2 separate regions of the Homo sapiens genome follow, and region 1 is linked to region 2. A link is a contact called in ENCODE Hi-C data. All regions are on one chromosome and are shown on one strand. The core of a region is the stretch at or near the end of the contact, and the rest is flanking DNA. Distances in the headings are between cores, read along the strand shown. Region 1 has its middle 60 kb from the start of LINC00410. Region 2 holds the start of SLITRK5 (SLIT and NTRK like family member 5).

Evidence for each region. Hi-C counts contacts between places; a loop is a spot of excess contacts on that map. Pooled maps may share reads with other maps.
Region 1: a map of IMR-90 shows a loop between it and region 2 (12-fold over the local background). The contact joins the enhancer-like site here to the promoter of SLITRK5 in region 2. A Hi-C loop is called at or near these places in 4 of 168 maps with a recorded cell type or tissue (A673, IMR-90, PC-9 and 1 more), 6 of 37 single-sample maps with no recorded cell type and 10 of 50 pooled maps.

What each region holds. Positions count from the first base shown.
Region 1 is chr13:90,863,225-90,869,658 of GRCh38, forward strand. No RefSeq gene overlaps it. Among named protein-coding and RNA genes, the nearest start is that of LINC00410, 60 kb to the right of the region's middle. Within about 2 kb of position 4,192, at least 3 of the 41 ENCODE cell types and tissues checked have a DNase peak (open chromatin) inside an H3K27ac peak, as active enhancers do.
Region 2 is chr13:87,667,979-87,674,006 of GRCh38, forward strand. It overlaps SLITRK5 (SLIT and NTRK like family member 5), which reads left to right and starts at 3,393. Exons shown (of 2, transcript NM_001384609.1): 1 at 3,393-4,231. It overlaps LOC124900338 (formin-like protein 5), which reads right to left and starts at 4,389. Exons shown (of 2, transcript XM_047430855.1): 1 at 2,858-4,389. The coding sequence starts at 4,327. The coding sequence ends at 3,803. MIR4500HG (MIR4500 host gene) reads right to left here and starts at 2,985. Exons shown (of 6, transcript NR_033829.1): 1 at 2,858-2,985. RefSeq lists an enhancer at 3,120-3,621.

The DNA of each region.
Region 1 (6,434 bases), core at 2,942-5,441, 3.2 Mb after region 2:
ATATTACAAAATCAGTAAGTTAGAGATCATTCAGATGTTCCTCTAGCATATTGAAACTGCTCCATATAGACCATCTTTCAGTCACCTTTCTGATTTCTGAAGATAACTTTTTAAGAATTGGTCATGGTTTTGCAAACCCACTCTTCTGATTACCTTTATAAATTTTACCTTTATAAAAATTACCTTCATAAATTACAGGTATGAGCCACCTTGCCCAGCCTCCCAAAATCCACTTTAAAAGGAGGTTATGGAGAACAAAGAATTAATAAATGTTTTAGGTAAAGAATATGTTAATTACCCTGATTTAATCATTATACCATCTACAGATGTATGGAAATATCACATTCACCCTATAGGTATGTAAAATTATTATGTATAGATTTAAAAACAAGTAAATACATGAAGTGAAGTGATGGAGGCTTGCTTTGCAAGGCTGAACTCTACTGGGCCTCAGAAGAGGGAAAGTAGGACACATGCCTTTCTCTGCTTTTATGTGCAATTGCTTTCAGAACCACACACATTATGTCTATCGATAGTATGGAGCTAAAAAAGTTTTAGTGAGGAATTCATTTTTTCACAATGTTAATTCTCTTTCAAGTAGCAAATCACTATGATTTTTCAGCAGAACTATAAAAGAAGAAAAGAAACTCTCCATTATAATAGAAGAGAGAGTATAATGTAAAGATAATTTTTTGTTATTTTTCTTACTAACAAAGGTATAAACCAAGTCAAGATCTGATAGAAATTTGCTTCACTGCATAATCTATAGGCTCATAACTCTTTTATCATTACCTATTTGTTTAATATTCAATATGTGGGATCACAGTTATTTTCTTCCCTCGTTGCTACAGTTCCATATTTTCTAGTTATTTACCTGTTCTTAAAAAAAATGACTTTGTCTAGTGACAATGAATGTCAGCATAGTTTTTCCTCAATTATAAGTAGAGACAATGTGCTCTTTTTCTGTTTCAGCACTTTGCAGGGAAATCTAACTGTTAAAAGTAAGATAACCTATCAAATTTTCAACTCATAGAGGAGAGGTTAGAGATACTTAAAAAAAAGAAGTACTTCAAAAATTATCAAAATTCCTGAATTATATTCTCTGTACACAACAGAGCTGAATGGCTTTTCCTGAACAATAGGTTGACCTATGTGTTCTAGTCCCCATTTGTAATGCTATCAGAAACATATACATGTGTTTTGTTTTCTATTGATTTGTTCCTCTTATCAAGAAAAGATTTATGCCTTGTTTTCTAAACAGCCTTGAAATACAAAGAGTTTTTTCGTTCCAGATATTTCAATAGCACCTTATTTCAACCAAATGTCTTGGTTTCTTTAAGCTCATCACTAATGTCAGTGCTTTTCAATGTCTTTCTGTTTATTTAATTTGTTTAATTTCCATTAAATAAATGAAACAAATCAGCATATATCCACAAGCCAGAGACTTAAAAAAAATCAGTCTAAACCTTAAGAAATAGGGCAACAAGCTAAAAAGAATGAGGAAGATCGTGATGTATAAACTGCTTCTGTATGGTCTCCCAAGGGTTGTTAGCGAATTGTGTGGAAGGTTGAATGTTCTTCTATTTTGAAAATGTTTTTATAATGTTTATTTTCTATAAAAACATGAAAATGTTAAATAAACATATTTATAATTTGGCTTTATCAGAGTATACTAGGAAAACATTGATGTTCCAATTTAGGATACCAACCACATTTTCCTCTCTATGGGAGTAGCACGTTCCTTTCATATATATATATATATACACACACACACACACACACGCACACACACACGTGTATATATATACGTATTATATATATATTATATATATTTAACATATCTATATTTAAAGAGAGATGATGTGTCAGGGTTGTTCAGAGAAACAATAAGATGTAGAAAGAAATTTATTATAAGGAATTGACTCATATGATTATGCAGGCTGGCAAGTCCCAAGATCTGCTGGGTGAGTTAGAAAGCTGGAAACCCACAAGTGCCTATGGCTTAGTTTCAGTCCAAAGCAGGAAATAAGCTGATATCGCACTTTGAAGGCCTTCAGGTGTTACTAGGTAGAACTTATGCCATGTTGTTCTATTTAGGCCTTCAGCTGATTGAATGAGGTCCACCCACATTAGAAAGGGCAATCTCCTCTACTTAGTCTGCTGATTCAAATATTAAACACTCAGAATTATATTCGAATAAATACCTGGACATCCCATGGCTCAGACAAGTTGACACAGAAAACTTAACTGATACAATGTAAAAAACATTAATAAATTAGAAGCAGAGGATCTTAGTGCATCCTTGTTCTCTTTTCGAGGGTATCTCTCTCTGTGGAGGGTTGTTGTTGTGGTCGTTGCACCTTCACCAACACTTACTGCAGTGACATGCAGGGGTTGAAGGTGTGGATGCAGTGGCTGAGAGAATGTGGAATCACAAAAGCAGGGTTTGCCACTGAACTTTAAAGAACTAAAGTTTAGTTCTTTAAGAAGTACAGTAAAACTTACGTATCCTGAGGCTCATAGTCTTTCTTGCTGAATTAAATAGAGCAAAGTTTTGAGGCAGATTTTTTTATTGTATGTTTTTTTCTAAGTGATTCTGGTAATGAAAATATTACAGTTATAGGGCAAATAAACATTTAAACTGAAAACAAGCAGATGGGAAAGACCTCTACTTATTCTACCCCACGAGAGATTACTACTTATTCCCAAAGCTATGATCAACATGAAATATGGGATTGGAGAGACTCTTCCAATATAATTAGTGGTGCTCACAAAAGAATCACAACCTCCAAAAGAGAGAAATATAGATAATAATCATGAATTCATCATTTCTATTGATCTCTCATATAAGCAAAAAGGTTCTAATGTAATTTTCAAGGCATGATTCCACACGGCCATAGTATCTCTTTTTCACAAGCTTGAAGTATCAATTTCTAAAATGTTGAACACCCAAGGAACTGCATTAGCAGGAGTAGAAGAGTCCAGACCAGGGTTTGGCAAGCCACTGCTAGTAGGCTAGCCAGCTGTTTTTGTAAAAGAAGTTTTACTGGAACAGAACGATGCATTTTCTTATATTGGCTATGCTAGTTTCTCATGAAGACTGCAGTTGGATAGCTGCTATACAATCTGTATGGCCAACAAACTCAAAAATATTCACTCTCTGAGTCTTAAAAGGAAATGTGTTAGGGATGCAAATTATTAAACAAGTAATTTTTGAATGTTTACTATAAACTAGGTGCTAGAGATACAAAAATGGGGAAAGAAAAAGACAAAGATCCTTGACGTTTTAGAGCTTACCTTCCATGGTCAGCTCATATCTATCATTCCAAAAGTTCAATATCCCCCAACACCCCTCTTTTTGTTCAGCTTTACTGAGGTATAATTGACAAGTAGTAATTGTGTATATCTAAGATCTACAACTTGACCTTTTGATAAACATATACATTGTGAAATGATCCCACAATCGAGCAAATTAACATATCTGTCACTTGCACGGTTACTGTGTGTGTGTGTGTGTGTGGTGAGAACACTTCAGATCTAAGCATATGTCAAGTACACAATACTGTATTGTTAGCTACAGTCACCACTCTGTGTACATTAGATCTCCAGAGCTGATTCATCTTGCACAACTGAAACTTTGTACTCTTCGACAAACAGCTCCCCACTTCCCTTTCCGCCAGTCTTAGCAACCATTCTTCTACCCTGTTTCTATCCTTCCCCCCTTTTAAAAACATTTCAGTGATTTTAGTGTTGCTCTTGGTAACACAAAACTTCCCATCAGGCTGGACGCGGTGGCTCACGCCTGTAATCCCAGGACTTTGGGAGGCCGAGGCAGGTGGATCACCTGAGGTCAGTTTGAGACCACCCTGGCCAACATGGCGAAACCACACCTCTACTAAAAATACAAAAATTAGCTGGGCATGGTGGCCGGCCCCTGTAATCCCAGCTACTCGGGAGACAGGAGAATTGCTTGAACAGGGACTGGGAGGCGGAGGTTGCAGTGAGCCAAGACGGTGCCACTGCACTCCAACCTGGGTGACAGGGCTAGACTCCATCCTAAAACAAAAACAAAAACCTTCCCATCATGTGTTTTATTCCTCCTGTGAATTGGTTGCTACTCATGGAATCTTGTGAGACTTGAAAGCCTATAGCAGTGTTTTCTGAGAAATTTCTTTGTTAAGAAAAGAGAGACTAATCAGAGGTGTGATGTCAGCTTTACAACAAAAAAGACTTGTGCACCACCTAGAGGCCGAACTGGGCGTCGGGATTAATCAGTCCTCCATTGTTGACAGGGGAAATAATGGTGCTCAAAGGCCTGAAATGGAAGCTAATGGTCACACCCACTGCACGGTATGAGGAAGGATGATATAAGAGGATGTGCAAATATTATGAAGCACATCAACTGGTACAAGGCAAAAGAAGCAACAAGTATTTGCCTTAAAAAAGGTCAAATAATGCATTATATTCAGATATATTTAAACCTGAGGTAAATTCAGTCTTCTTTTCTGGCTTATCAAGATGCAAAACCCCCTGTATTATTCAGCACCTCCATCATTTTGCTGTATGATTGTTTCTGTTTCACTCTCCACTTGGAAACTGTGAGCTGCTTGGGATATCAGAGAAGTTTAAAAACTTCTCTGGTTTTCAAAGCAGTATTTGCGATGAAACCAGCACTCAAATATTTTTCTGAACCAAACAGAATAAACAGTGGCATTCCTGAAAAAGTAACTAACAGATGCTTAGTTGACTAGATATTTTCAAATGCTTTCAAATCTTATTTTATTGAAGGAATAAATAGGATTATTTTTCTTTTTTAAAAAAGATGTTATAAAAATGTTTTTATAAACCAAAAGTCTAGTTTTGTGTGCTATGTGGCTGCCCATTTGAAATAGCATTTGTCATTTGGAAATCCTGAAGGTCTTACAGATCTTAACCATTGTAATTATGTTATTTGTCTTGCAGTGTTTAGGCAATCAGTGATATAGTTGGTTTTGCACAACTTAGAGAAGCACAACTTTGTCATACTTGACTACCAAGATAACATTCAGTGAAGAAAGTTTTTCACTAAGGAAAATGACATGCCCCAGAGAGTGTGGAGGCTGTACTTCTTTCTTTCAGGTTAATGTGACCCATTAATATATTTCAGAGTTTCTGGTGCATTTAAAATTGGTTTATTAAATTCTTTTGCAAAGATAAAAAATCTTCCAAAGTGTCATAATCCATTTTAAGGGAAAATTCTGAAAATTAGAGCAAGGGAGCCCCCTTGTGGACTGACTCTGATGCCATGTACAATGAATTATCAGTTAAATCAATGATTTCATCAATATTTATGAGATAATTTTAATAGTAAAATAGCAATACAGTTGACCATTGAACAATGCAGGGATTGGGGTGCCACTCTTATGCAGTAAAAAATCTGTATATATCTTCTGAGTTCCCCAAAACTTAGAACTAATAGCCCACTGTTGACCAGAAGATTTACTGGTCAATTTAACAAATACATAGTCAATTTAACAAATAAACTAGTATCTACGTATATTTTATGCATTAATGACATACCTAACTTTCTCTTAATTTTCTGACTTTTTAGGTTATGCAGTTCATCTGCGTGTTTTCTCAAATTGTCACAAATCTCCAAAAAATTTCCAATATATTTATTGAAAAAACTGCATATAAGTGGACCCATGCTGATCAAACCCATGTTGTTCAAGGGTAATTTATCTTCAGATGAACTTTATCAGAAATGAATTACAAATTATATTTTATTTGCAATATATTTATATGAGTATACTCAATATAATACGAAGTAATTCCTAAAACCTGCCTGGATGAATCCTGAACTTGGAAAAAACAAACTGTCCTAGCCTTAAGTGATTACTCCAATAAAGCAGCCCAAAGGATTGATTCTAGAATCAATGGCTGCTCATTCAAGAACTCAAAAATATAGTTGGCATTGGAAACCAAATATGTTTCTTTGCACGATGCTGAGTTTAAGCAAAGGTAGGTGAATTTATTGATGACTATAGTTTGTTTAACAAAACCAGTTATTTAAAAATGCAACTGCTTATATTTCTATCCAGAAAGCTGCTCTAAAGGATACATAAAAAATATATTCCCTTATCTTAGTAAAACTTTTCTCATCTGGAAAGTTGAGAATGAAAGAAAAGAAATGTATAACTAGATTTATGAGCAGTGACACAGAAACAAATGCATTTCCTTTAGGCTAAGCTCCTCTATCTCACATCTCAGCTGCAGATCTTAAAAACAAACTTCTTTTAAAAGTCTGGTTTTATATTTCTTCATCTATCTATTTTCCCCATGTGCTATATTTGGACTGGAGAATAAAAATCAGTAAAAGTAAATAGTTACAAAAATTGTAGTTATTAAGTTATTAATTTTTTACATTTTAAGTACCAGTAAAAAATCGTTTTTTA
Region 2 (6,028 bases), core at 2,143-4,642:
TTTCTGAAAAAGTAGTGTTCCAAAGATATATTTTTGTAGATATTTCCAATTGGTTATCCAAAAAGGATATTTTCATATGTAATTATATCAAAAAATATCCGAGTGTATGTGCAAGGAACTGCATGAGGCAAGGAAGAAAATTGGCTATTTTTTGTATATTCTTTTGTAATGCCTCTGAGAGTCTATTTCTAAGGCTGTGAATAATTAAGTCTGTAAGTGAATAAATAATTTCAGCAAAATTAGATTTGCTGGCCATTTTTAATTTGATAAATATAACTGCATGATGTTTGTTTTTAATTTTAAATGTATTAGACAAAATGTCAAAGACAAATGCTGTACAGTTATTTAATTTAGCAATTTCATAGAGACACAATCATAAATGGTGACTCATTATTTTCCTCCAGGAGAAACTTTCATTTTCTCCTTTTAGATATGTGATATACATATAACATATATTATATATAATTATATATATGAATGTGATATATATATAATTTCAATTTCAAAAACTTTAAAGACATATGCCCTTTAACTTAGACTTGAAAAATGTGTCATTTATTAAATTGAGTTGAACAGACTTCTTAGCCATTACTATGGAGGAATAGAAACTTAGCATTAGAATTCCATAATCTTAACTCACCAGTTAGGCTAACAACAACAACAACAACAACAAATTGCAAGCTCTACTGGCTTTAGATGTTGATCAATACTTATGAAGTCATGAAATGATTAATAAAGAATTTCCTTGTTTATAATCCTCATTAGGTTGTTTCTTAAAGCACCATAATTCTTGACTAAGCATTTTAAAATTCTAATGATAACACACAGTGATACGCAAATGTGATAAGAATTATCTTAAAAAATGTACTTAATATAAGAATCCCTCCTGTGTTCATAAAGCACTAAAATAATAATTCTAGAAACTAATAAATATAAATTTACAAAAATATATGGTCAATTTTAAGTGGCAAGTATGCTACTTATGTTTTCAATTTAAATTTAAATTTGCAGGTATCAAATTATGGCCATAATTGATAATGACAATTATATTTACAATATAAATGTCAAATATATTTCCCTACATGATATACACTTATGATGATACCCTCTCAATAGATAATTCTAATATGAAAAAAAAATATTTGCAAACATTTGGACAAATGTGACTTTCACATCCAACTCCATCAAATAATGTTTAATATTAATAGACTTAATTCTGGGGAGATATATTTGATCAATCATTTAATTTTACAATGGCCAAATGTATCTATGTAATTAAGTGCATGCATCTGAGTGCTGTCTGAAAGCATGTATACACATATGACCATGTGTTGCTTAGTATAGACTAAAACATAGATACATTTGTTCATGTGGGTAAAAGTTTTGGCTCATATTTGATCACTCTTATGTAATTCACTTATATATTTTCTAAGCAATAGTCAACATTCAATGCAAATAAAGAAACAGATTAATAACTGAGGCTTTTCCTTATATCTATGATGTTTTCCCTCTTGTGTTTTTCTGTTCTGAACTGTTCAAGTCACAGTATTTTCTAAAATTTCATTCTCTTGCAGAGCATCTTATAGAGACACCTAGTGGCAAAAGGTAATGGTGGCTTCCGGGACCATCCTTAATGTTGAGTTAATGGCAGAAAGTTTTCATCATTTACTTATTTGAACCACAAGAGGTAAACTAGATTATTAGCATAAGTGTTTCTAACAAAACTGTAACCTAAACTAATTCCAAACATATTTAATACTTCTTAGTTGAATAATATTTCCTTTAATTAGAACAATAAATATTTAAAATAAAAATAATACAAAACCATGAATTAAACTTTGCTATTGAATGAAATTATAAAGATTTAGAACAGTGATAAAATATAACAGCTTTATTTCAGCTATTTTGAAAAAATCAATAATCGATTAAGACAATTTAGGACCTTTAAGAACTTCTACAAAGTTAATCGATATTGAAAATTATGTTTCTGATAGGACTCAATATTTATATTCCAAAGGCTTCTGGCTGTAATTCCTATATAATTTTAAATTTAAATATTTCATTTCATTTTGAAAATATAAAAGTAATTTTAAACTTAAAATAAATTTTCTGAAATGTTTATATAATGTTAAAAGTTAATGACTGAATAAAAAATACAGAAATAAGCCTTTTGTGGATGACGTGTAAGTTATATTTGTTGATGCAATGTATCTACAGCTAGTGGCTATCATTCCTAGGTCAAATGCTTCTAAATTTAATGAAACGTTCATTACAAGATTTTGTTTTTATTGTCTGAAATTACATATTACTTCTTTCCTTCCTCTCCCTTGAATATAACCCATACTTAAACAAAATTGCTTCCAAATAAAGTTTTTATGGTATAAAGTAAAAATATATATATTCACACAACATACGCAGGGGAAAGTTCAAAAAAGATTGCAGTACCTCAGGAGACTGCAATGTTCATCACCTGAGATATATATACATCTCAGAACATAGACATATTATCAGACTCTATATCAATATTAAACATATGATTAACCAGATTATAACACAGTATTATCCCAAATATTACTAAGAATAAAACAATATCAATAATAATTAAGACGTAATTAATTGCAAAATAAAGTGGGTAAAATATATTTACATGGAGAAACTAACTACATAGTTATCAAAGGAACAGGCACATGTGCACTCAGCCTGCACTGGGTCACTTACTATTATCAACTTTTCTCTTATACCCGGGATGAACGGCAGGTCTAATATTACAAATATTGAAAACATGTCTTATGAAAGTAAAGACCCCTTTTTGGGGATGGAAGTGTCTGGTTTCATGGAAAGACCCAAGAATACTTACTGTAGAGATGACTCTAGTGGAGTTTAGCAGATGACTCTTCAAGAAACTCGCTTTCTATCGATATTGCATTTACTTAGGGGTTTTCCAGCTTTTTAGTACACACCAGATGTATTCACAAACATTCCCTCTGAAAGTCTTTCACATTCCCTTGTGTTGCCTAGACACACCTATAAAACGTAATTCTATTAAAGAGAAAAGAAAAGTAGCGCCCTTGTTTGCAGCTAGGAGGAACCACTCCCTTTTCCAGGATCCTTAACAGTAAGTACACGAGACAGCAGCATTCTGAATGGCAGGAGGAAGGCAGGCGATCAGCACAGGGCTGGAATCATCTGTTCCTGACCACCAGCAAGCCTGGCACTGCCGGGGTTATTTCCACTCCTCCCTTTCCCAATCCGAGAATTGCACAGTCCCACGCTCGAATTACACACATGGTCCAAGACTTCTCTCTCTTCCTACGAATGTGACATCCAAGGGGGCCCCGGTTGCGCCGCCCTAGCCCAGGGACGCCTTCGCCCTCGGCTGCCATCTATCGGCCACCGAGCGCCCGCTTCGCCCCGGGCCCATCATGTCTGCTGCAGCTTGGCTCGCACCAGAGGCGCGACAATAAACAAGTGCACTGGACTGGGCCCTGCACCCGCTCCGGAGCAGCTGTCTCAGAGACCCGGTGTTGCTTACCGCGTTGCCACCTCCTCGGCGCCCGGGAGGAAGACGCAACTTTCTCGGAGTTTTTTTTAGAGCCACCGGGCTGCCAGGACAAGCCACAGGCATAGAACGACGCGGTTGCTGCCCGCCCCCCCCTTCCCCCAGAAACCCCAAAGGATGTCGGTGATAGAGAGTTCCAACTAATGACGATTGTGCGCCGCATCTGGGGAAGGGATACAGAAAAAAACCCTGCAAACACCGTGAGGATGAAACTGCCAAAGGGATGCAAGAGCCTCTCAAATACTAATTAGGGGCCGCGGCGGCGGCGGGCTCGGCGCGGAGACAGCGTCGGCGGGATCCCAGCGCGGTGGTCGCCGCTGCGCTGGGGGGCGGAGGACAGCGCAGGAGCTGCAGCCGCCGCCTTCGCTGGAGCAGCCGAGGGGCCGGTGCCACCTTTGCTCGCCCCCTCACTACCATGTACAGTGTGCGCTGCAAGAAGAAGGCGGGAGATGCATGCACACCCCCGCGACCCGCTCCCTCTGGCTCGTCCCCCGGCGTGCGCCACTGACCAGGGGGGAATGTGGTGAAGACGGCGAGGAGGAGAGCCGAGGGGGGAGGGGAGGGCCGGCCGGCGCGAACCCAGGCCGGAGGGTGCGAGGAGCCAGAGGAGGCTGGAGGGGGCGGCGGCCACAGCTGGGTCGGAGAAAGTTGCCCCCTATGCAGATGGCAACTGTGAGTACCCCTGTGGGGGGGAGGGTGCAGCGAAGGCTGCCAGGGACCCCGCGATCGCGCCTTAACACGTATTGGAGCGAGTGTGCGAGTGATCATGAGTGTGAGCGGGTGCGAGCGCTCGGCGGGGCTGACCGTCACGTTGGCGGGGCCGGCGGGGCCAGGCAGTCTTCTCCGCGTCCCCCTCCTCCCGCTCCGTGCCTCCCCTCCCAGCAGCTCCCCCTCCCCGCCCCGCCCGGCTCCGGCTCCCGGCCCCTACCGCGAGGCGCCTCTCCAGCCGGACCTCCGCCGCCCCCTCCCGCCGCCTCCCTATCCCGCCGCTGCAGAACGCCCCCCGCTCTCCACCCCCCAACCCTGCTGCCCGCTCCGACTACCGCGGAGAGCACCGGGGAGAGCCTTTTGGGGAGCCCCGGAACCCGCGGTCGCCACCGCGGCGGCGGCCCCAGGCTGGAGGCGTCCGGGCGCCTCTTTCCTCCAGCCTCTGGGACTGCGCTGCTCGCAGTCTCCTCGCCCTGCCTGGGCTTGAGAAACCTAGTGCATACCCCAAAGAGGGTTTTTGTGTATGTGTGTGTTTTTAAAGGGTGGCTATGATGACTGGGCCTTGGAGATGTGAGACTGGGTAAGTCTATCGTTTACTTTGCAAAAGAGGTGTGTGTGTGTGTGTGTGTGTGTGTGTGTGTGTGTGTGTGTGTGTGTGTGTGTCTATGTGGCGGGGTGGTTTTCCTTCCCTCTCCTCCCTCCCCTTCTTCCTCCGTTTTCCCTTCCTTCTCTTTGGGGCGGGGTGGGGGAGGGGGAGCCTCGCGTCCTGGAACTCCGGGTGCTTCTGCCTGGGCTGCTGCTTGAGCAGCTGTGCCCGGAGCCTCCGGTGCGGCCTGGGTGCTGGGCTCCAGTCCGAGAGGCTCCATGCTGCTTACTGCAGGGACGTACAGGGCGGTGATCCAGTATCTAAATTCTTTGGGAGAAAATGAATAGTTCCCCCGCCCCCGCCCTCCAGGAAAAAAAAAAATCTGAGAATCTGAGAATGTTCAGCGCACCCGCGAATTTGCATCGGAGGTGCGTTTCCCCGTCAGAATGTCAGCCTCCCCAGGCTCATTCAACTTTATTTTCTCAAATTTTTGGTCTCCTTTGCTAGCAAGGAGGAGGGGGAAGGGAGTGGGTTGAGAGGAAGCTCTTCGACCCTTGCTAACTAGAACTGAATTAAAGTTGTAAACGCTGGAGTTTAATACTGGCTGGACTGAATTTGCAATGGGCTTTCAGATGGGGTGGGAGGTGAATGGGGGCGGGGAAGCACAGGGAGGGAGGGGGAGGGGACCCAACCTCGCTGAATGGATGTGCGGATTTGATCCAGCGGAGAACTGAAATTTCAAGGTAAACGTTTTGCTTTCACTGGGGTGGGGATGTTTTTGCCGCTTTTAAGCCGGGAGACGTTTACCGTTGCGTTGGGAGGTCGGGGATACTTGCGAGGTTTATGCACTGTGGTTCCAATTCATCTCGACACGTCTGGGTGGCCACACGTGAATGATTCGCAGGCACACTGATACATGTGCGTTTGAATGCAGGGGCGTTTAATAACGCGGGCTGGAGTCGACTTGGGGATCAGGAGCAAGGTCTCCAGGCTTGAACCCGCTGTCTCGGAAACATCTTGGCTTTAGTTTGGAGTTGCAATTCGATATTAGACTTCGGTAGTGAGGCAAAGGCAAGGTTGACCAGAGAAAAGGCATAGGTTCCTAGAGTCCAGCATTTCTATCAAATGTCCTCCACCCCATTAACCAACGCAGCATGCGCGCGCGCGCACACACA